Linked DNA regions of Homo sapiens: region 1 is linked to region 2. Evidence: chromatin loops called from intact Hi-C (ENCODE). Cell type or tissue: dorsolateral prefrontal cortex. All regions are shown on one strand. Links, peaks and the distances in the headings refer to the core of each region. The heading gives the core; the rest is flanking DNA. Region 1 overlaps FAF1 (Fas associated factor 1). Region 2 has its middle 47 kb from the start of LINC02808.

The links. A loop is a pair of places that touch in the nucleus more often than their neighbours do. Peaks named below come from ENCODE experiments on the same cell type or tissue, not always from the same donor. Only the 100,000 strongest peaks of a DNase experiment are listed, where the experiment ranks them.
Region 1: it touches region 2 in a loop (6-fold over the local background); 31 of 110 quality-filtered maps call a loop at or near these places.

Annotation. Positions count from the first base shown.
Region 1 is chr1:50,602,061-50,610,060 of GRCh38, reverse strand. The region is part of intron 8 of FAF1 (Fas associated factor 1); the gene reads left to right. Among named protein-coding and RNA genes, the nearest start is that of FAF1-AS1, 160 kb to the right of the region's middle. RefSeq lists an enhancer at 5,516-6,715. In dorsolateral prefrontal cortex, for the core only: a CTCF peak has its summit at 4,384 (motif pointing right); no DNase peak of the experiment used is centred there.
Region 2 is chr1:50,359,549-50,375,716 of GRCh38, reverse strand. No RefSeq gene overlaps it. Among named protein-coding and RNA genes, the nearest start is that of LINC02808, 47 kb to the right of the region's middle. In dorsolateral prefrontal cortex, for the core only: CTCF peaks have their summits at 5,692 (motif pointing left), 6,872 and 7,083 (motif pointing left); a DNase peak (open chromatin) is centred at 7,136; H3K4me3 peaks cover 937 bases; H3K27me3 peaks cover 675 bases.

The sequences.
Region 1 (8,000 bases), core at 1-8,000, 240 kb before region 2:
TGTCTTTTAAAAGTATACTTTAATTTATTTAGCAAACTAATTCAAATCACTAATGACTATGTTTGCCTGACCTGAGTAGAGTATAGAAAAGTTAAAGTGAGATTTTTGTTTATAAATTTCCTGGCTATAGAAGCTAACTGTGGGGGTGTGGGGGAGTAAACAGGTGAAACGTGGTTTTGCAACATAAGTTGTTCTCTTTATTCTTTTCATGGTCTTAAAATATAGTTATATTTTGGGCAATCTAATGACTTAACTTTTTTTTTTTTTCCATAATTCAACTTCACCATGTTCCTGCATCCCCAAAATTAAAAGCTTGACAAGTCAGCCTGGTTGGTTTATGTTTCAGGTGGAGATGATGTCATTTTTAAAAGCTGGGAATCTTCAGGCGCAGTAGCTCACACCTGTAATCCCAGCACTTTGGGAAGCTAAGGTAGGAGGATTGCTTGAGCCCAGGAGTTCGAGACCAGTGTGGGCAACATAGCAAGACTCTACTAAAAATTTAAAAAAAGTTGGCCAGATGTGGTGGCATGTGCCTGTAGTATCAGCTGCTCAGGAGGCTGAAGTGGAAAAATTGTTGGAGCCTGGGAGGTAAAGGCTGTGGTGAGCTGTGATCAAGCCACTGCACTCCAGCCTGGGTGACAGAGTGAGACCTTGCCTCAAATAAATACTAGAGATGAAGTTAGTTCTGACTCAGTTTTGCTGTCTGTTAGGTCTGTGATCGACCCTGGGTGAAAATATGAGCCTCATTTTTCTTGTCTGTGAAATGGCGGTGTGGCAAGCTATGCCAGGTTCATTCTTACTAAGAGGGAATAACAAGGATTAGGCAGAATAGCATAAAATAGAACTAGCATGATCTATACTTTATTCACAAACCTAAAGCCTGGAAAATTATTGGCTTTATCAAAGCAGAAACTGTTCACCATTGGCTCTATCTCTAGCACTCAGCTGAGGTCTTGACACATTGTGGTTGTTCAGTAACTATTAGTTAAGTGAGTGGATAATGGTATTTTGCACTCTACTTATAGTACTGTCTGTCTGTTCCCCCAGAGTGATTTAGCAACATTCATACAGTCAAGCATAGATAGATATATTGGTTGATAGACAGATTCAGATACACATACTCTTGAATCTTCACAACAATCTTGTAACTTATAAGACTTTACAGAGGTGGAAATTAAGGCACTGAGAAGGTGAGAGAGTTGTCCAGAGTCATACAAGCTCTTAACCAGCAGAGCCAGGATTTCAAACCCTAGAAGAATGGCTTTGGAGTCCAAGTTCATAATTGCTCTGCTTTTATACCTCTGCAACGAAGTATAGTGACATCTACCTACCAAAGAAGTTACCTTACAATGACACATTTTTCCAGATACTTCGTTGTCAGTGATACAAATGATTTGAGAGATAGGGGGAGACATTTTGGGGTAGGACTTCTCCTTCTTCAGTAAGACACTACTTCTTCCCCTCCCCTCCTAGGACAGCAGGTCCCCTCATCCGTTGTACTCATTGAAGCAATGTTGCAGCCTCTCTTAGGATTACCATTTCCCTAGTGAACAGAACAGAAATGTCATACATGGTTATGGCCTGGGCAGACTTCCAAAGATGTAGGATGACAGAGTTTTGATCTCTAGGAATTTGGCTTTCCCCTCCTTTGGGTCCAGTTCCTGACCCACTCATGTAAAACCTTTGTCTATTGAGGTGCAAGGCGGGACTGAACTCCAGAGGCAGGGCTCAGGCACCTGACCAAATTGAGGACTAGCTAAAATAGGGACAGGGCAAAAGCAGCTTTCCATAAGACATGTCCACCATTGTGCCATGTCTGTTTACCATTACCATGGGAACACCCAGAAGTTACTGCCCCTTTCCATGTCAACAACTAAACAACCCAGAAGTTATCCCCCTTTTCCTAGAAATTTCTGCATAACCACCCCTTAATTTGCATGTAATTAAAAGCAGGTATAAATATGACTGCAGAACAGCCTTTGAGCTGCTACTCTGAGCACACTGCCTATGGGGGAGCCCTGCTCCGCAAGGAGCAGTAGCTTTGCTACTGTTGTACACTGCCACTTCAATAAAAGTTGCTGTCTTAACACCTCTGGTCCACCCTTGAATTCTTTTCTGGGCAAAGCCAAGAACCCTTCTGTGCTAAGCCCTAGTTTTGGGACTCGCCTGCCCTGCATCACTGTGACATCCACATTGCCTCTGTCTACTCAGTTCCCACCTGGGATTCTGGGTCTCCCCTTAGGAACTAGCTGAATAAATGAGGTTTATCTGGAAGATTTGTCCGAGTGTCACTGGATATGATTGACTACCAAAAGATACCAAGTGTTTTGGAGACAGAAAAATGTGAAATTGGGGAGGTCATATAGAAGGCTTTCAGAAAGAGATTGAGCTGAGTTTTGAAGAAGTTTTGTCACTTAAATTTTCCTCATATTATGTTCACATGCCTAAGAAATAGACAGATGGAAAAGAATGGTGAGGGAAACCCAGGCAAGAGTAATGGACTGAGCAGAAGCCTAAGAGTAGGCACATGCAAGGCACATTTTTGGATCATTGAGCAAAGAAACCTGTATACAAAAATAGTGGGAGGTAATGGCTGGAAAGGTGGGCAGGGTTATGGCCTTGAACATCAGACTGAAAAAGTTTTCAGGGTGAGAGAAAACATGAGAATCATCTAGTCCAATTTTTTCATCATACAGGTGATAAAACTTAGAGAAGAAAGTCGATCAAGGTCACAGAATGAATAAGAGGCAGATTTAGAGTTTTAACCCAGGTCCTTTGCTCTATATATAGTGTTTTTCCCAAGTATTTACACACCTGGAATCATACCACAGGCTGACTTATGGCAGAAAGGAGTCATACAAGGGCACCATGAAGCCTAAAGATGTAAAAGAACAATTTTTGCTTTGCTTTAATGGTGGCAACAGGAAAAAAAAAGGTGGCTTACAGGCTAGTTAAATGTTTTTAAGCTAAATGTTCTCAGGAGGCTTAACTGGTCCCTCAAAGTCATTGCAGCAGACAGAGATACCTTTTTAGTTTTTCATTTGTTTGTTTGTTTGTTTTTGTTGTTGTTATTTTTGCCTCCAATAGCCTGTTGTTCTTTCTCTCAATTTTGGTTTAGTTCCTCTCGCAGGAATTGAATGGGAAACCTGGAGCAAGTTCCACTTTTGGACATGGCTATGTAATGTATCCTTTCGAAATTCCCAGTCGTAAGCAGGTAATGAGTGATATAAGATATGGGCCCTTAGAAACCCTCACAGCTCAGCCAGGCGCGGTGGCTCACGCCTGTAATACCAGCACTTTGGGAGGCCGAGGTGGGCGGATCACCTGAGGTCAGAAGTCCGAGACCAGCCTGACCAACATGGAGAAACTCCGTCTCTACTAAAATACAAAAAAATTAGCCAGGTGTGGTGGCGCATCCCTATAATCCCAGCTACTCGGGAGGCTGAAGCAGGAGAATCGCTTGAACCTGGGAGGCGGAGGTTGTGGTGAGCTGAGATCGTGCCATTGCACTCCAGCCTGGGCAACAAGAGTGAAACTCCGTCTCAAAAAAAAAAAAAAAAAAAAAAAAAAAGCAACTCTCACAGCTACAATATATCTAAACAAAAATGCTCTCCACAGGTTGGCACTCACAAGAATGTTATGTGGGAAATGATAAGAAACCCTTCTCTCTTTATAATTTAAATTTGTTCACTTAGGAAGAAATTTTTCTTTAACATTGGTCGGCATCATTTGGATATCTTTGGTATGGAAAAGACTGAATAATATATTTGGTTGTTATATGTTTTAGAACATATACTAATACAGTTAAATTTAATTGACATAAGTTGATATAAAATACTTAAATGATACCAATTCTGTCATCTAGGCTTAGATTCTTAAAAATAATTGGGCATTGCAACTGAAAACACCTATATGATAATCCTTCTGGCAAGGACACAAAGATGAGGTGGTGTGTGATTTTTATTTTTTTAAAGTTGAAAATCTAGTCCACTATGCTACATATTTTTTCACTTATCTCTTTATTGCTGTCAACAAAGATATTATTCCCATTTCTCAGACAAGGAAACTGAGATGTTTTGAGATAAGCAGCTTTCCTGAGAAATGACATTAGTTATCAAAGCCTGGCTCCAAGGCCAGGTTATTTGGATCCAAGTGCCTGACATATAATAACTTAATATTTATTGAATAAGTTATCAACTCTGAGTAACTATATGGTTAGTATAACATTCAACAAATAGTTCTAAATTATCAAATAATATGAGGAAGAAAAGCAGAGTCAAGAGAAATCTGCACATATTCCAGATCTCTCTTTCCCCCTCACCCTTCTTACTGGTTATAGGCAATGTGTTTAATATGTTCTTTTCCCTCTTCTGCCCTCCACCAGAGGGTGCTCATAAGCAACTAAATGGCATAAAGCTGTAGTGATAGGAACTGTGAAAGAAGGGCTATTTTAATTCACAGTGTGGATTATTGGCCTCTGTGAAAAAAAAAAAAAGTTGACTTTGAAACAGAGTTCTTGATTGAGCTGAAATAACTTTGGTTTAAAGTTGCCTTACAAATAACATCTTGAGCACTTACTTACCTGAGGATAGTACTTTTTTATATAGGTAAAGTTGACCATTCTCTCTAAAAAGGTATGAGGGACTATGCCATTAGACAGTGTTAGGCTGGTCTGGGTTGTATTTCTTATTGTGTAACTTAATGCTCTTCAGAAGTATTTTAATGACGTAAAATACTTCAGAACCTCTTCTAGTGTACTCACTAAAATCAATAAGTAATGAAGTACAAGAATATTGATGTCTGTGTTTAGTTATAAAAGCATATCCATTTAGAAATTGTGCTAATTCTGTTACAGTGAGCAGCTCTTTATCTCGCTATGACATAATCTGGTTTTAGGGGATGAAATGCCCTAGAAGATTAAAAAAACAAACAAACAAAAAAACCTTTTATATTGAGCAACCTCTGTTTGATAGCCAAAATCTCAAGATAATGTTGGGACAGTATAAGGAAGCATAAAAGTGGGTAATTATAATGTGGAAAATAGCATCAGGTGATTCTCCTTGATTTTGAGAGTCCCACCAGATTAAATGAAAGAAACCAAAAAAGTAAGTCAGGAGCATTTAAAATTACTATATATATTTCCAAAAGCTTTTAAAAAGAAAATATGAGATAATTAAATCAAGATATTTGTTAGTATTTTACAATTAACTGTAACATCTTTAAAAAACACATAGCTGGCTGGGTGTGGTGGCTCACACCTGTAATCCCAGCACTTTGAGAGGCCAAAAGGGGGAGCCCAGGAGCTCAAGACCAGCCTGGGCAACATGATGAGACTCCATCTCTACAAAAAATAAGGAGACCCTCATTTCTACAAAAAATTAAAGAATTAGCTGGGCATGGCAGCATGCACCTGCAGACTCAGCCACACAGGAGGCTGAGGTGGGAGGATTGCTTGATGCTGGGAGATCGAGGTGGCAGTCGGCCGTGATTGTACCACTGCACTCCAGTCTGGGTAACAAAGCAAGACTGTCTCAAAAAACAAAAAAAGAAGAAAAAGAAAAACCGAGATTAGGAGTCAAGAAGAGAACATGCTTGTGCTATCATTAAGCAGATGTGAGACTTGGGACAAACACTTTACCTCTCTATACCTCAGTTTCTTTTCCTGTTAAGTGAGAGGATTAGACCCTTATCTTGTGAGGAGAAACTGCCTTTCATTTGGAATCTGTTGGGGATGGTGGGATCACTGATAGAAGTTTAAGAGAAGGCTGCTGATACCTTCTCTCTGGAAATTCTTATTACTAGCTTGGAATGGGGCAAGGGAGATGCTGAGTGGTGGAAGATATGGCAGTAGCACTTGACTCAGCTAAGGCTTCAAGATCTCCTGGTTGGGATACAAGCAACTGATGAATTCTGAGGACTCTTCCAAATCTAGTATCTTGTGTGTAAAATGAAGCCATGTATAGCAGCCATCCTTGTTTCTTCCAGCTCCGGTTGCTTACATGGTAGTGTTTGTGTTTATGTACATAGCAAAAAGCCTGAGAACTTGTAACTGTTGGTGTTTATTTCATTAAACTTTACCAACTTGCCAAATCAATTGAGGACTATAACGCAGCAAGGCCAGGCAGAGAACACAGTTTTTTGAGCTATTTACACAGGAGTTTTGTTGATAATTGATCTTGACCTGCACATGTCTTTTAATATTCTGTTGGTTCCAGAATATTATTAGTCACTTCCTTTTTAACAGTGTGCTTTTTTATGAGGTGACTAAACTGCTGTTTAACCCTGCTACAAGAATGTGGCAGTGGGCTAGTCCAGACAAGTGCATGTACACTTGGTAACTAGCATTCTTGATAAGCTTGCTTCAACCTGCCACAAATTAAAGCTCTGTGTGACTTTTCTAGCACATAAGTGACAAAAAAAATGGCTGGGGGAAGGGCAGAAGAAACCTCGGATTGTGAATAAAAATAAGCTTTTTAGAGTTGCGCTTTGGTTGGCAGTAAATGAAATTTTAGCCTCATGACTCAGTTCGGTTTAAAACTACCTCAGTAATCTATTTAGCTGAACAGTAAGCATCTGAAAATTTAAAAGGGGTATTCTAGAAGTCATCTTCAGGACTCCTTACTATAAAAAACCTTATCTACGTTGGAAATGTGATGTAATAGAAAACTCCATGGCTTTTGGAGTTAAATCTGGTTTGCCATCTGGTACCTGATTTATCTTGGACAGGTTACTCCACTACTCTAAGGTTGTTTTATGATTTGTACAATCACGATAGTCTTTAATTTACAGAGTTGTCATGTATGGTAGACATATGTTAAGCACTTACTATGTAGTTTCTGACTAATGGATGGTATCTAGGAGTAGCTGTTTTAATTAAGCCAAAGAAAGTAATTACTGGTTATCAGATAGTAAGACAAGATATCTTAGAGCCTTAATAGTTGTTCGATTGGATACTTTTTAAATGGTTGTGAGATAAAGTGCCTGAGTTTTAATTTTGGTTCACCAGTCAGTACCTGTTTGACTTTGGGCAACCTTCTTATTCTGTGTGAGATTTAGTAACCTCATCTCTAAAGTGGGGATTATAATCCTTACCTGGCAGAGTTATTGTGAGAATTAAGTGGGGTAGTGCGTGTAAAGCACTTTGTGTAATAACAATACATACTGAGCTCTTAATAGTAGCAGTTATTATACAACTGCTTTTTAAAATACGGAATGGTTTCATGGGTGTATGTATATATATGTCAAAAAGCAATACTTTAGGCTGGGTGAGGTGGCTCCTATCTGTAATCCCAGCATTTTGGGAAGCCGAGGCGGGCAGATCACTTGAGGTGAGGAGTTCAAGATCAGCCTGGGCAACATGATGAAACCCCATCTCTACAAAAATACAAAAATTAGCCGGACTTGGTGGCATGCACCTGTAGTCCCAGGTACTCAGGAGGCTGAGGCAGGAGAATCGTTTGAACCTGGGAGACGGAGGTTGCAGTGAGCTGAGATCACACCACTGCACTCCAGCCTGGGTGGCAGAGTGAGACTCTGTCTCAAAAAAAAAAAAAAAAAGCAATACTTTATATGAGGATATAAATGCATATATTAATAGCACTGAATACTGCCTTATTGAAGTATAATTGACCTGTAATAAACCATACATTTTTTAAGTGTACAGTTGGATACATCTTGACATACAAATACACAGATTAAAAAGATCATCAGTGCAGTGTAGTCAGTGCTAATATCCGGTAGCATTCCCAAATCTGGATGAAATTACATCAGTGTCTTGTGAGGACGATGACAAGCTTGAGATATGGTTTTTAAAAAATGTCTCATATTAATTGTTCTTCTTAAAACACAAGAGAATTGTATTTTACAAACTGAGTGAATAAAAGATAAAAACAGTAAAGCTGTAGTTTGAATCTCGTTCACTTGTGTTACTGGGTGTGTCACATGCAGAGCAAGGAGTCTGCAGGTGACATAACCAAATCTCCTTAGTGATGTATGAAGAT
Region 2 (16,168 bases), core at 3,168-11,167:
CTTATCCCAGCATCATTTTGTTGAATAGGGTGCCCTTTCCCTATTTTATGTTTTTGTTTGCTTTGTTGAAGATCAGTTGATTCTAAGTATTTGGCTTTATTTCTAGGTTCTCTTTTCTGCTCCATTGGTCTATGTGCCTATTTTTATACCAGTACCATGCTGTTTTGGTGACTATGGCCTTATACTATAGTTTGAAGTTGGGTAATGTGGTGCATCCAGATTAGTTCTTTTTGTTTAGTCTTGCTTTGGCTGTGCAGGTTCTTTTTTTGGTTCCATTTGAATTTTAGGATTTTTTTTCTAGTTCTGTGAAGAATAATGGTGGTATTTTGATGTGAATTGCAAAGAATTTACAGATTGCTTTTGGCAGTATGGTGATTTTCACAATTTCACACAAGCATGGGATGTGTTTCCAATTGTTTGTGTCATCTATGATTTCTTTCAGCACTGTTTTGTAGTTTTCCTTGTAGAGGTCTTTCACCTCCTTGGTTAAGTATATTCCTAAGTATTTTATTTTTATTTTTGCAGCTATTGTAACAGGGGTTGAGTTCTTGATTTGATTCTCAGCTTGGTCACTGTTGGTGTATAGCAGGGCTACTGATTTGTGTATATTAATTTTTTATCCTGCAACTTTGCTGAATTCATTCACCAGTTCTAGGAGCTTTTTGGATGAGTCTTTAGGGGTTTCTAGGTATATGATCATGTCATCAGCAAACGGTGACAGTTTGACTTCCTCTTTACCAATTTGGATATCCTTTATTTCTTTTTCTTGTCTGATTGCTGTGGCTAGGACTTCCAGTACTATGCTGAATAGAAGTGGTGAAAGTGGGAGTCCTTGTCTTGTTCCAGTTCTCAAGGGGAATGCTTTCAACTTTTCCCCATTCAGTATAATGTTGGCTGTAAGTTTGTCATAGATGGCTTTTATTGACTTAAGTTACATCCCTTCTATGCTGATTTTGCTGAGGGTTTTAATCATAGAGCAATGCTGGAATTTGTCAACTGGTTTTTCCGCATCTATTGAGAGGATCATGTGATTTTTGTTTTAAATTCTGCTTATGTGGTGTATCACATTTATTGACTCATTTATGTTAAACCATCCCTGCATCCCTGGTATAAAACCCATTTGATCATGGTGGATTATCTTTTTGATATGCTGTTGGATTCAGTTATTTAGTATTTTGTTGAGGAGTTTTGCACCTATATTCACTGGGGATATTGGTCAGTAGTTTTCGTTATGTGCTTTCCTAGTTTTAGTATTAGAGTGATACTGGCTTCATAGAATGATTTATGGAGGATTCCCTCTCTATCTTTTGAAATAGTGTCAATGGGTTTAGTACCAATTCTTCTTTGAATGTCTGATAGAATTCAGCTGTGAACCCATCTGGTCCTGGACTTTATTTTTGGCAGCTTTTAAATTGCCATTTCAATCTCACTGCTTGTTATTAATCTGTTCAGAGTTTCAATTTCTTCTTAGTTTAATCTAGGAGGGTTGTATATTTCCAGGAATTTATCCATCTCCTCTAGGTTTTCTAAAGGTGTTCATAGTAGCCTTGAATGATCTTTTGTATTTCTGCGGTATCGGTTGTAAATGTTTCCCATTTCATTTCTAATTGTGCTTATTTGGATCTTCTTCTTTTCTTGGTTAATCTTGCTAATAGCCTACACATTTTATTTATCTTTTCAAAGAACCAGCTTTTTGTTTCATTTATCTTTGTATTTGGTTTGTTTCAATTTTATTTAGTTCTGCTCTGATCTTGGTTATTTCCTTTTTTCTGCTGGGTTTGGGTTTGTTCTTGCTTCTCTAGCTCCTTGAGATGTGATCTTAGATTATCTATTTGTCACACCTTTCTATCTTTCTATTGCAGTTTCCTTTACCTAGAATGCTTTTTCCTTTCTATGTCTTGCAAATACCTTTTTGTCTTTCAAGACCCAGCTCAGGTGACGCCTCCTCCAGGGAGTCCTCTTGGCCTGCCAGGCTGAGTTAGTTCCTCTTTGGTGCTGCCACATTCTCTGTGTTCTCTATGGGAACACTGACTTTGACTTTCTGGTATTCTGTTTGACTGTTTAAGTATTCATGCATGTGCCAGGAATGCTTGAATAGGTACTCAGTGGATATTTGCCAGGTGAATGAAGAATCAACTCACTCATTTTAGTTCCTACTCATTGCTAGCTTGTGCTATTTCTCCACTTTTTTTTTTTTTTTTAACATTTCTAAGTTTATTCAGGACCATGTTGTTGGCTTCTAGGGGAAAGCAGTCTCTGTTTTCTTGAAAGTTGGTTTTTCCTGGATTAGAAGCTTCAGGAGGGCAGGAAAATTAGTGCACCCTCTCATCAATATATCCCAGCCTCTAGCCCAGGCCTGGCATGAAGTGGAGCTAGACACACATAGCTGAATAAATGGATGAATAATGAGTACTCTTTATGATGTGCTTATTAATTGTGCTGTGTTCTGTGGATGGGGAGATGAATATGGCAAACAGGCCATGTTTCTGTCCTCCAATTTGGTTTTCTCCAGAAGCCTACCTTGAGAGAAGGGCTCATGTGCAAATAGCTTATTCGACAGGGGATCCCAGGAAGCACTTCTCCAGGAGAGAGGGAAAAGAGACAGGGCAGGTAGTGAGCCAACAGAGGGTATGGTACAGAAACAAGTTGCCACTGTGAGTAGCTGGAGCTTCACCCTGCGGGGGGACTGTGAGCACTCCAGTGTAGAACTCATGCCTTAGAATGATTCCACCTGAGGGGTGAGGGAGCTGATGTATTGATACACCAACTTTTGTCAATCCGTGGTTAAGGGATGGCCCATGGGTAGGAAGAAGGGGCTCTGGTAGCCAGAGGAAGCTCTTAGGTAAAGTAACATAGATGATCGAAGTTGGAAGGTGAGTAGACAGGCTGAGGAATGGTAAATAAGGACAAGGGGATATGGGTGGGGTATGGACAGGGTCATCCAGTGAGTGAGAGTCTCATGAACATGCCATTGTTGTACAGCCATGCTCCAGATGAAAATTCCTACAGGGGCAAGGCAGATAATGTAAATGAGAGAAGTGCTTGGGGTGACAGCAGGTTCCTCTTGAAAAGTTGCACACAACTCTCCCCTTTGCCACTTTCTCTTACTCTGACAGAAAGTTACTACTAGTTTCCAGGGGGATAAGTTTGGGATATTTCTTTAACACTTTCCTGCCATTGCAGTTGTTGGACCCCTTGTGGAAGGGACTGTGATAAGTGGAGAATATATGCCCGGTGCAAATGGGACTGAGGAGGCTGCTTCTCAGCGTCAGCAGCTACGCAAGAATCTGAGATGCAGGATATGGGGCCAAATCCAATTTTTTAAAAGAGAAGTGGTAATCTGGATATTTATTTGAAATTTCCTTATTTTAAATGTATTGAGTTGAGGGTGGGTGTCACGGATCATGCCTGTAACCCCAGCACTTTGGAAAGCTGAAATGGGAGGATGTCTTGAGGCCAAGAGTTTGAGACCAGCCTGGGCAACATAGGGAGACACATCATCACTTAAAGAAAAAAAGTATTGAGTTGAATACTTTCCCTCCGAAATTTATGTCTCCCTGGAACCTCAGAATATGACTTTATTTGAAAATAGTTTTTTTGCAGATGTGAGATGGAGTCATAGGGATTAGGGTGGGTCTTAATCCAATGTGTCTTTATCTAAGAAGAGAAAGCAAGAACAGAGACACAGAGGGAAGATGACCATGTGAAGACAGAGACAGAGATTGGAGTGATGCTGCCACCGCTGAGGAATGCCAAGTATTGCTGGCATCTACCAGAAGCTAGAAGAAGCAAGAAAGCATTTTCCCCTAGAGCCGTTGGCAGGAGCATACCTAACCGACACCTTGATTTCAGGCTCCTAGTCTCTAGAACTGTGAGAGGATAAATTTCTGTTACTTTAAGTCAGCCAGTTATGTTAGGCAGCTCTAGGCAACAGTTGGTAGTGACTTGTTTTTAAAAGCTGTGTGATGGCCTTCATAGTGAAGGAAAACACTACACATCTGAAGGCTGGCTGTGGTCCCTGAGTGGCCAGTGCACAACCTGTGGTGTACAGAGGGCAGGGGGCTCCAAGGAGGGAGCCCCTAATGGTGCCTGGGGCAAGCATGGAAGACTTCCCAGAGCAGGTGGACTGGAGGAATGTAGTCTTGAGTGTTCCCTGGGCTGACTGGAGGAAGGTGGACCCAAGGGAGTTTTGGAGAGCAGAGTTGACAGGACATGAAGGTTGATTGGCCACGGGGATGAGAACAAGAGAAGCACTGGGTCTGGCAGAGTTTTTGGGCTTGGTTGGCTGAGGGCATGGAGATGGCAAAGTCTGAGGAGGGGAGAAGGAAGTCAGCTCATTTGTTGACACTTTGGGTCAAAGGTTTCTGTGGGACATGCAAGTGGAGATGGAGAGGAGGCAGCTGGGCATGTGAGTCTGTGCTCAGGTGAAAGATTTGGGCTGAAGACAGAGATTTCAGGAATTGTCAGCAGGGAAAAAGAGGAGTCTACTGAGGAGTCAAAGGAGATGTGGGCAGAGAGATAGGAGGAAAACCTGGAGCGCTGGCATCAAAGGAGCATGGGAGGTTTTTAAGGAGGGAGGGTTGACACTGCTTCAGGCTGCTAAAGGGCTGCTTTGGTAAATAGAGAGGTTTCCTTTCATTGCTTGTTTGGAAAATTCACTAAGCCTCTTCAGAGAGGGTGAGAAACTTTCAAGAGGCGACAAGGGGCCTTTGTTTCAGAGGAGTAGGGTGGAGGTGGAAGCCAGGGGAGAGGAGAAGAGCATTTGGGCAGGAGGGGAGAAAGCGAAGACTGTGGCGGCGATCTGCTGGCGTGTGGAGCCAGCTTCACTTCTGGTGGGAAGCTGCCAGGAGAGAGGAACTGGTGGATGAAGAGGTGCATGGGCAGAGAGTAGCTTTGGGCCAGAGAAAGGACTCTGCTTTTCAGAGGGGCAGAAGGACAGGGGCAAGGATTGTGGAGGTTGCTGGCCACTGTTGAAAAGAAAGCTGCTAGGGGTTGTTTTGGGGCCACAGTTGGCTCTGTGAATCAGTCTGGGGTCACCCGCTAAGAGTGAGTGAGGGCCAAGGAAGGAGGGGATGCATCAGGAGAGAGGACCATACGGTCACCAGTGGACACAGCAGGGGCTGACCCAGGGCTCCTTGAAGGAGGTCCCGAAGCTCACTCTCCTTTGAAGTGTTCACCGTCCCATGCACACATTCTTCTTGAGGTACATGGTTGAGAGGTGCAAAGGCATTGTTCCCAAGTTATTGTTGTTAGCTGAAAAGGCCAACCTGTATTGGGACGTTGCATCCCTGTGAGGGACTCCAATGCTACGAAGCATGGCAGCAGATCTGATTTAACGCAGCAGGGCTGATTGAATATCTGCTGTGTCTCAGGCACTGGAACACCAATAATTTCTGTCACTCTATGAAATAACCCAGTGAGAATATTATCATTCTCCTTTTCCAGATAACAGAACTCCCTGCTTGGAGAATCCTGTGTGCCAGGCTGACCCTTTGCATTAATCGCATCATTTCATCTTCTCACCCTGCCTTGTTGAGGAAGAGAGGATCATTATTATTCTCGTTTTGCAGATGAAGAGGTTGCGGCAGAGGAGGATGTTTAAGTACTTGACCTAGGGGCACCCAGCTGCAATTGGAGGTCAGGCTTTGGAGACCAGGTGCAGCCTTCCTCCCATAGCAACATGCTCCCTCTCCTGGTGACATCTGTTTGGCATGCTCACTATCCAGATATTTGTCCCTGACAGGCCAGAAATTGGGCGTGTGAGACATGAGCAGGACCGGATCCTCTTCTCTTTGTCCACAACAGGGATGGTGAGCACGTCCAACAGACCTCCCACCTGCTCTTCGCTCTGACCTTTCATTCCCAAGAGTAAGCTGCTTGAGAGCAAAACATGGTGTCAGCCCTGGGCCTGGCATCAGGCTGCACTCAGCAGGTAAATGTGGCACATATTTTAGCAATTGGGATGAACAGGCACTTTCTGTCCCGTGCTGAGGTAGAGGGTGAGGTGGAAAGGGTCAAATGACCTGATTTTGAATCCTGGCCCTCGTATTGCATGGCTGTAGGTCCCTGTGCTGTCATGCAATCTTACTGGGCTTCAGTTCCCCATCTGAAATATGGGGGAAGATTTTTTCAACAGCACTCCACAAACCTGGAAACCAAGGGTCCTCCTCCATGTAGGGATTCAACAATATCATTATCACCATCGTCATCACCATCATCATCATCACCATCATCATCATCATCATAATCACCATCATCATTGCCACCACCATTATCACCATCACCATCACCATCATAACTGTCATCATTATCACCACCATCATCATCATCATCACCACCATCTTCATTGTCACCATCATCATCACCACCACCATCACCATCATCATCACCACCACCATCATCATCATCACCATCATCATCACCAACATCATTATACCATCACCATCATCGCCATCATCATCATTATCACTACCATCATCATCATCACCACCACCATCACCACCACCACCATCACCCCCACCATTACCATCATCATCATCACCATCATCACCATCACCATCATCACTATCATCATTATACCACCATCATCATCATCATCACCACCACCACCATCATCATCATCATCGTTGGCGTTTGTTGAATGTTAGCCATGTGCCAGGTGCTGTTCTGGAGCTTTACACGTGTTATCTCATTTCATCCTCACAACCTTGTGAGGTAGATAAGAAAAGCAAGGCACAGAGAAGTTAAATAACCCTGCCAGTAGGTGCTGGTGCCCATGCTGTGACTGAAGGCTGGCCACGCCACCTCCCATCCTGTTTCTTCAACTATGAAACGAGCTCCTGTACTCCATGACACAGTGAGTGCCCAGCACCTTGCACATAGTAACTGTCCATATGTGCGGGATCACTACGTTAGTAGTGCTTCCTCCCTTTATCGCCCCGAGTCTGTCTCCCGCGCCCTTCTTTTTTCTGCCATCTCTTTTTAGTGTATTTTCTGTCCCTTTATATTCTCTCCCAGTCTCCTACCTTCTCCCACCCCATTCCCAAGACCCTCTCGGTTTTCTCTGCCTGTCCTCTGCTGCCCCCGTGTGGTATAATATAGAAAGTCAGTTCCTCGCGTGCCCCACTTTATCCCGGCCGCCGCGCACCTGGGTTTAACGCTGGAGGTGAGCGCTGGTAGATACAGGTGTGGACCGCCCTATGCATCCATGGGGCCGGGGCTGTGGGTTTGGCGCCGAGCCCCTGACTTGACTCACTCTCTGGATTTATTTTTACCTTGTTCTTGGTGCGGGGGACAGAGGCCTGGCTGCAGCCTCAGTTCCGAGTTAACAGCGGGTACTGACGTGCTCTTTCCTGAGCCTCAGCGCCAAAGGAGGGCTTTGGCCTGGGTGCAGGACCTCCTTTTTTGCCTCTAGAATTCAGCGAGATTTGAACTCTCAAGCCTTGTGCAGTTGACCCTACAGACGCCTCCCCTCATATGGTAACCGAGGGTTAAAATGCGTTCACAGAGGATTGTATTCACCTTCATGTCACAATGCCAATGAAAGACAGCCTTGGGATGTGAGCCCAATCTTCAAGTTCTTTCACATCACCCAGCCGCTTTTCAGAGCTTAATTATCCTCCCGTCAGAAGCCTGATGAACATCCTATTTCTAAACTGTTTTATATGGTTTCACAACATTTAGTTCTTTTATGTGCTTAAATATATTTTAAAATTGCACAAGCAATGCATGTCATTGTAGAAGATTAGAAAACATAGCAAAGGACTTCCAGTTGATGATGACAGGTTGGACATGTGGTTTTTCCTGAAACTCTACTAAAATGACAGCAAAGAGATTTTATTAAAATATTCAAACCCACAAGGACAAAGAGAACAACAGCGAAGACAGTAGCATTAAAATCTTCTTCTAGCTGTATTAAGGTATAATTGACAAAAATTGTATATATTTAAGGTGTACAACATGATGTTTTGATATAGGCATACATTGTGAAATGATTCCACAACCAAGCTAATTAACGTATCTGTCACCTCATACAGTTACCTTTTTTTTTTTTTTCTTTTTTGGTGTAGTGAGAATACTTAAGTCTTACCCTCCTAGCAAATTTCAAGCAGCATTTTGGAAGCTGGAGCAGAGAGCAACATTTGACGCAACAGACCTCAGAAAGCTGCATCTTACACCCTAACAGGTCTACATGAGCAACTGGGTTTACACTGGGAACCCCCAGAATACTCAGGCACTTCTAGAAGTAGGTTAGGCTAAAAACAGAAAGTAGTTAGAGCCCTTGATTCTTCTTCCTGCAGTCAGATGACACTCTCCCCCTATAATCCAGAAGACTAGAGGTTTATTTAGAGAGGATAAAACAGAGGGTCTGTGGCCTGGGAGGGGAGGTGCTTGGGAGTGGGAACCCTGTACTGAACACAGATTAGGTGAATGTTTATGTCCTGCATGTTCAGCACAGCACCCTTTTGCTGCCTCACTGGGCTCCTAGCACCTCCTTCCAGGCAGGAGACTGGAAGATGGTACTGAGTTGGTGTGGGGAGACACCCAATGAAATGGCCCAGTCAGAACACCCCGACTCCAGGGCTGCCTACTGTCAACAAACCAGACCCATGTGCACACAGTACCTGACCAGCTTTTAAATTTTCTCTTTTAAAAAATTTTTCTCCCTAAATTTCAGACAGGGAAAAAATTATAAGAATTCCTATCTACTTTTCACACCAGATTCCCCTAATATGTGCATTTTAAAAAATATAAGGATGCCCCTTTATCCCTTTACATGCTTTTAAACTTTGAAATGGGTTTTAGGCTGGGCGCTGTGGCTTATGCCTGTAATCCCAGTACTTTGGGAGGTCAAGATAGGAGGATGGTTTGAGCTGAGAGTTCAAGACCAGCCTGGGCAACATGGTGAAACCCCTTCCCTACAAAAAAAAAAAAAAAATTAGCCAGGTGTGGAGATGGGCACCTGGAGTCCCAGCTACTTGGGAGGCTGAGGTGGGAGGATTGCTTGATTCCAGGAGGCAGAGGTTGCTGTGAGGCAAGATCATGCTACTTGCACTTCAGCCTGGATGACAGAGTCAGACTCTGTTAAAGAAAGAGAAAAGAAAGAAAGAAAGAAAGAAAGAAAGAAAGAAAGAAAGAAAGAAAGAAAGAAAGAAAGAAAGAAAGAAAGGGAGAAGGAAAGAGAGAGAAAGAAAGATGGAGGGAAGGGAAGCGAAGGGAAGGGAAGGAGGGAGGGAGGGAGGAAGGAAGGAAGGAGAAGGGAAGGGAAGGGAAAGAAGGAAGGAAGGAAGGGACTTTGATTCAGGGCTATTATTTTATGTAACGAACTTATTTAGGTTTTGCCAACTGTGCCTATAATGTCCTTTAGAGCAGAAAAATTCCAGATTTTGTACTGCATTTAGTTGTCATGTCTCTTTAGCCTCTTTTAATCTGTAGCAGTTCCTTAGTTTTTCTTTGCCTTCATGACATTAACATTTTTTTCAAGAGTATAGGACACGTATTTTGCAGGATGTCTCTCAGTTTGAATTTGTTTAATGTTTCCTACAAGCTACATTTAGGTCGTGCACTGTTGGCAGGAACATCACAGAAGTGATGCTGTGTTTTTCTCAGTGCATCATATCAGGAGGCACATGGTATCTATTACTGTTGCTGGTGATGTTAACTTTAATCACATGTTTAAGGAGGTGCCTGCCAGGTTTCTCCAGTGTAGTTATTGTTTTTCATTTTGTAATTAATAAGCACCTATCTCTTACTAGTTTTAGCATCACTGATGATTCTTGCTTGAATCAATTGTTATAATGATGCTATCTGGTGGTAATTTTCTAATTCCACTATTTTTTCTATATTTATCAGTTTGTTTTCAACTATCAGGAAGAGCTTTCCCTTGTGTAGTGAATTCTTAGAAATTATGTTGCCCTGCATTTTTTTTTTTTTTTTTGAGACAGAGTCTCTCTCACCCAGGCTGGAGTGCAGTGATGTGATCTTGGCTCACTGCAACCTCCACCTGCTGGGTTCAAGCAATTCTCCTGCCTCAGCCTCCCAAGTAGCTGGAATTACAGGCATGTGCCTGTAATTTTTGTTGGTTTATTTGCTTTTTAGAATGTGAGGTTTTCATTTATTCACTTATTTATTTATTTACTTTTTAAAATTTTATTTTAAGTTCTAGAATACATGTGCAGAACGTGCAGGTTTGTTACATAGGTAAACGTGTGACATGGTGATTTGCTGCACCTACCAACCCATCACCTAGGTATTAAGCCCCACATGCATTAGCTATTTGTCCTGATGCTCTCCCTCCCCTCGCCTCACTGAGAGGCCCCAGTGTGTGTTGTGTCCTTCCCTGTGTCTCTGTGTTCTCATTGTTCAACTCTCACTCACGAGTGAGAACACGTGGTGTTTGGTTTTCTGCTCCTGTATTAGTTTGCTGAGGATGATGGCGTCTAGCTTCATCCATGTCCCTGCAAAGGACATGATCTCATCCCTTTTTGGCTGCATAGTATTCCATGGTGTATATGTGCCTTATCCAGTCTATCATTGATGGGCATTTGGTTCCATGTCTTTGCTATTGTGAATAGTGCTGCAATAAACATACGTGTGCATGTATCTTTATAACAGAATGATATATATTCCTTTGGGTATATGTCCAGTAATGGGGTTGCTGGGTCAAATGGTATTTCTGGTTCTAGATCCTTGAGGAATCACCACACTGTCTTCCACAATGGTTGAACTAATTTACATTCCCACCAACAGTGTAAAAGTGTTCCTATTTCTCCACAGACTTGCCGGCATATGTTGTTTCTTGACTTTTTAATAATTACCATTCTGACTAGCAGGGGATGATATTTCATTGTGGTTTTGATTTGAATTTCTCTAATGATCAGTGATGTTGAGCTTTTTAAAATACGTTTGTTGGCTGCATAAATGTCTTCTTTTGAGAAGTGTCTTTTCATGTCCTTTGCCCACTTTTTGAAGGGATTGCTTTTCTTTTTTCTTCTAAATTTGTTTAAGTTCATTGTAAATTCTGGATATTAGACCTTTGTCAGATGGGTAGATTGCAAAAATTTTCTCCCATTTTGTAGGTTGCCTGTGCACTCTGATGATAGTTTCTTTTGCTGTGCAGAAGCTGTTTAGTTTAATTAGATCCCATTTGTTAATTTTAGCTTTTGTTGCAATTGTTTTTGGTGATTTCATCATAAAGTCTTTGCCCATGCTTATGTACTGAATAGTATTATCTAGATTTTCTTCTAGAGTTTTTACAGTTTTGAGTTTTACATTTAAGTCTTTAATCCATCTTGAGTTAATTTTTGTATAAGGTGTAAGGAAGGGATCCAATTTGTTTTCTGCATATGGCTAGCCAGTTTTCTCAGCACCATTTATTAAATAGGTAATCCTTTTCAATTGCTGATTTTTGTCAGGTTTGTCGAAGATCAGGTAGTTGTAGATGTGTGGTCTTATTTCTGAGGTCTCTATTCTGTTTCATTGGTCTATGTGTCTGTTTTGGTACCAGTACCGTGTTGTTTTGGTTACTGTAGCCTTATAGTATAGTTTGAAGTCAGGTAGTGTGATGCCTCCAGTTTTGTTCTTTTTGCTTAGGATTGTCTTGGCTATATGGGCCCTTTTTTGGTTCCATATGAATTTTAAAGTAGTTTTTTCTAATTCTGTGAAGAGTGTCAGTGGTAGTTTGATGGGAATAGCATTGAATCTGTAAATTACTTTGGGCAGTATGTTTATTTCCATGACATTGATTCTTCCTATCCATGAGAATGAAATGTTTTTTCATTTGTTTGTGTCCTCTATTATTTCCTTGAGTAGTGGTTTGTAGTTCTCCTTGAAGAGGTCCTTCACATCCCTTGTTAGCTGTATTCCTAGGTGGCATTTTATTCTCTTTGTAGCAATTGTGAATGGGAGTTCATTCATGATTTGGCTCTCTGCTTGTCTATTGTTGGTGTATAGGAATGCTTGTGATTTTTGCACCTTGATTTCGTATCCTGAGAATTTGCTGAAGTTGCTTATCAGCTTAAGGAGCTTTTGAGCTGAGACTATGGGGTTTTCTAGATATAGAATCATGTCATCTGCAAACAGGGACAATTTGACTTCCTCTCTTCCTATTTGAATACCCTTTATTTCTTTCTCTTGCCTGATTGCCCTGGACAGAACTTGCAATACTATGTTGAATAGGACTTGTGAGAGACAGCATCCTTATCTTGTGCTGGTTTTCAAAGGGAATGCTTCCAGCTTTTGCCCATTCAGTATGATATTTGTTGTGGGTTTGTCAAAAATAGCTCTTATTACTTTGAGACATGTTCCATCAATACCTAGTTTATTGAGAGTTTTTAACATGAAGGGATGTTGAATTTTATCAAAGGCCTTTTCTGCATCTATTGAGATAATCATGTGGTTTTTGTCATTGGTTCTGTTTATATAATGGATTGCATTTATTGATTTGCATATGTTGAACCAGAGTTGCATCCCAGGGATGAAGCTGACTTGATCATTGTGGATAAGCTTTTTGATGTGCTGCTGGATTCAGTTTTCCAGTTTTTATTGAGGATTTTCTTATCAATGTTCATCAGGGATATTGGCCTGAAGTCTTCTTTTTTTGTTGTGTCTCTACCAGGTTTTGGTATCAGGATGATGCTGGCTTCATCAAATGAGTTAGGGAGGAGTCCCTCCTTTTCAATTGTTTGGAATAGTTTCAGAAGAAATGGTATGAACTCCTCTTTGTACCTCTGATAGAATTTGGCTGTGAAACCATCTGGTCCTGGGCTTTTTTTGGCTGGTAAGCCATTTGTTACTGCCTCAACTTCAGAACCTGTTATTGGTCTATTCAAGGATTTGACTTCTTCCTGGTTTAGTCTTGGGAGGGTGTATGTGTCCAGGAATTTATCAATTTCTTCTAGATTTTCTAGTTTATAGTAGGACACCTCTGCATAGAGGTGTTTATAGTATTCTCTGATGGTAGTTTATATTTCTGTGGCGTCAGTGGTGATATCCCCTTTATCATTTTTTATTGTGTCTATTTGATTCCTCTCTCTTTTCTTCATTAGTCTACCTATTTTACTATTTTTTTTTTCAAAAAACCAACTCCTGGATTCATTGATTTTTTTGAAGGATTTTTCATGTCTCTGTCTCCTTCAGCTCCAGTCTGATCTTAGTTATTTCTTGTCTTCTGCTAGGTTTTGGATTTGTTTGCTCTTGCTTCTCTTGTTCTTTCAGTTGTGATGTTACAGTGTCGATCTGAGATCTTTCTAGCTTTCCGATGTGGTTATTTAGTGCTATAAATTTCCCTCTTAACACCGCTTTAGCTGCGTCCCAGAGATTCTGGTACATTGTCTCTTTGTTCTCATTGGTTTCAAAGAACTTCTTGATGTCTGCCTTAATTTCATTATTTCTCCAGGAGTCACTCAGGAGCAGGTTGTTCAGTTTCCATGTAGTTGTGAGGTTTTGAGTGAGTTTCTTAATCTTGAGTTCTACTTTGATTGCACTGTGGTCTGAGAGATTGTTTGTTATGATTTCAATGCTTTTGCATTTGCTGAGGAGTGTTTTACTTCCAATTCTGTGATTGATTTTAGAATAAGTGTCATGTGGCACTGAGAAGAATGTATATTCTGTTGTTTTGGAGTGGAGAGTTCTGTAGATATCTATCAGGTCCACTTGATCCAGAGCTGAGTTCAAGTTCCAAATATCTTTGTTAGTTTTCTATCTCATTGATCTGTTTAACATCGACAGTGGGGTGTTAAAGTCTCCCACTATTATTGTATGGGAGTCTAAGTCTCTTTGTAGGTCTCTAATGACTTGTTTTATGAATCTAGGTGCTCCTATATTGGGTACATATGTATTTAGGATAGTTAGCTCTTCTTGTTGAATTGATCCCTTTACCATTATGTAATGCCTTTCTTTTGTCTTTTTTGATTTTTGTTGGTTTAAAGTCTGTTTTGTTAGAAACTAGGATTGCAACACCTGCTTTTTTCTGCTTTCCATTTTCTTGGTAAATTTGCCTCCATCCTTTTATTTTGAGCCTCTGTGTGTCTTTGCACGTGAGATGAGTCTCTTGAATACAGCACACTGATGGGTTTTGACTCTTTATCTAATTTGCCAGTCTGTGTCTTTTAATTGGGGCATTTAGCCTATTTACATTTAAGGTTAATATTGTTATGTGTGAATTTGATCCTGTCATCATGATGCTAGCTGGTGACTTTGCACACTAGTTGATGAAGATTCTTCAGAGTGTCATTGGTCTTTGTATTTCAGTGTGTTTTGCAGTGGCTAGTACTGGTTTTTCCTTTCCATGTTTAGTACTTCCTTCAGGATCTCTTGCAAGGCAGGCCTGGTGGTGATGAATTCCCTCAGTATTTGCTTGTCTGAAAAGGATTTTATTTCTCCTTCACTTATGAAGCTTAATTTGGTCAGATATGAAATTCTGGGTTGAAAATTCTTTTCTTTAAGAATGTTGTATATTGCCCCCCACCCCCACCCCACTCTTTTCTGGCTTGTAGGGTTTCTGCTGAGAGATTCACTGGTAGTCTAATGGGCTTCCCTTTGTAGGTGAGCTGGCTTTTCTCTCTGGCTGCCCTTAACATTTTTCCCTTCATTTTGACCTTGGAGAATCTGATGATTATGTGTCTTAGGGTTGATCTTCTCATGGAGTATCTTACTGGGGTTCTCTGTTTTTCCTGAATTTGAATGTTGGCCTGTCTTGCTAGGTTGGGGAAGTTCTCCTGGATGATATTCTGAAGTGTATTTTCCAACTTGGTTCCATTGTCCCCGTCTCTTTTAGGTACTTCAGTCAGTCGTAGGTTCAGTCTTTTTACACAGTCCCATAGTTCTTTGAGGTTTTGTTCATTTTTTTTGTTTGTTTTTCATTCTTTTTTCTCTAACCTTGTCTGCCTGCCTTATTTCAGCAAGCTGGTCTTCAAGCTCTGATTATCTTTCTTCTGCTTGATTGATTTGGCTATTGATACTTGTGTATGCTTCATGAAGTTCTCATGCTGTGTTTTTCAGCTCCATCAGGTCATTTATTGTCCTCTTTAAACTGGTTATTCTAGTTAGCAGCTCCTGTAACCTTTTTTTTTTTTTTTTGAGATGGAATCTCGCTCTGTTGCCCACACTGGAGTGCAGTGGCACCATCTCAGCTCACTGCAAGCTTCGCCTCCTGGGTTCACACCATTCTCCTGCCTCAGCCTCCTGAGTAGCTGGGACTACAGGTGCCCACCACCACGTCTGGCTAGTATTTTGTATTTTTTCTAGTAGAGACGGGGTTTCACCATGTTAGCCAGGATGGTGTTGATCTCCTGACCTCGTGATCTGCCTACCTCAGCCTCCCAAAGTGCTGGGATTACAGGCGTGAGCCACCATGCCCAGCCTCCTGTAACCTTTTATCATGGTTCTTAGCTTCTTTGCATTGGGTTAGAACATGCTCCTTTACTTCAGTTAAATTGTTATTAAGCACCTTTGGAAGCCTACTTCTGTCAATTCATCCATCTCACCCTCCATTCAGTTCTGTGCCCTTGCTTGAGAGAGGTGTTGCAATGAGTTGGAGGAGAAGAGGCACTCTGACCTTTTGGGTTTTCAGCATTTTTTCACTGATTCTTTCTCATCTTCATGAGTTTGCTTGATTTTGATCTTTGAGGCTGCTGACGCTTGGATGAGGTTTTCATGGGGACTTTTTTTTGTTGATGCTGTTGTTGTTGCTTTCTGTTTGTTTTTCTTTCAATAGTCAAGTCCCTCTACTGTCTCTACTGTAGGGCTGCTGCAATTTGCTGGGGGTTCATTTCAGGCTGTATTCATCTGGGTCACTTCTGCACCTGGAGGTGTCACCCAAGGAGGATGGAGAACAGCAAAAATGGGTGCCTGCTCCTTCCTCTGGGATCTCTGACCTCGAGGGGCACCAACGTGATGCCAGTAGGAACATTCCTGTATAGGGTGTCTGGTGACCCCTGTTGGGTAGTCTCACTCAGTTGCAGGGTACAGGAACCAGGACCCATTTAACAAAGCACTTTGGCTGTCCCTTGGTGGAGGGGATGTGCTGTGCTGGGGGGAAACGCACTTGTCTAAGTTGCCTGGATTCCTCAGAGCTTGCAGGAGGAAAGACTAAGACTGCTGGTCCTTGGAGACCATGGCCAACCCTCCCACTAGGGGCTCAGGCCCAGAGAGATCAGAGTTCTGTCCC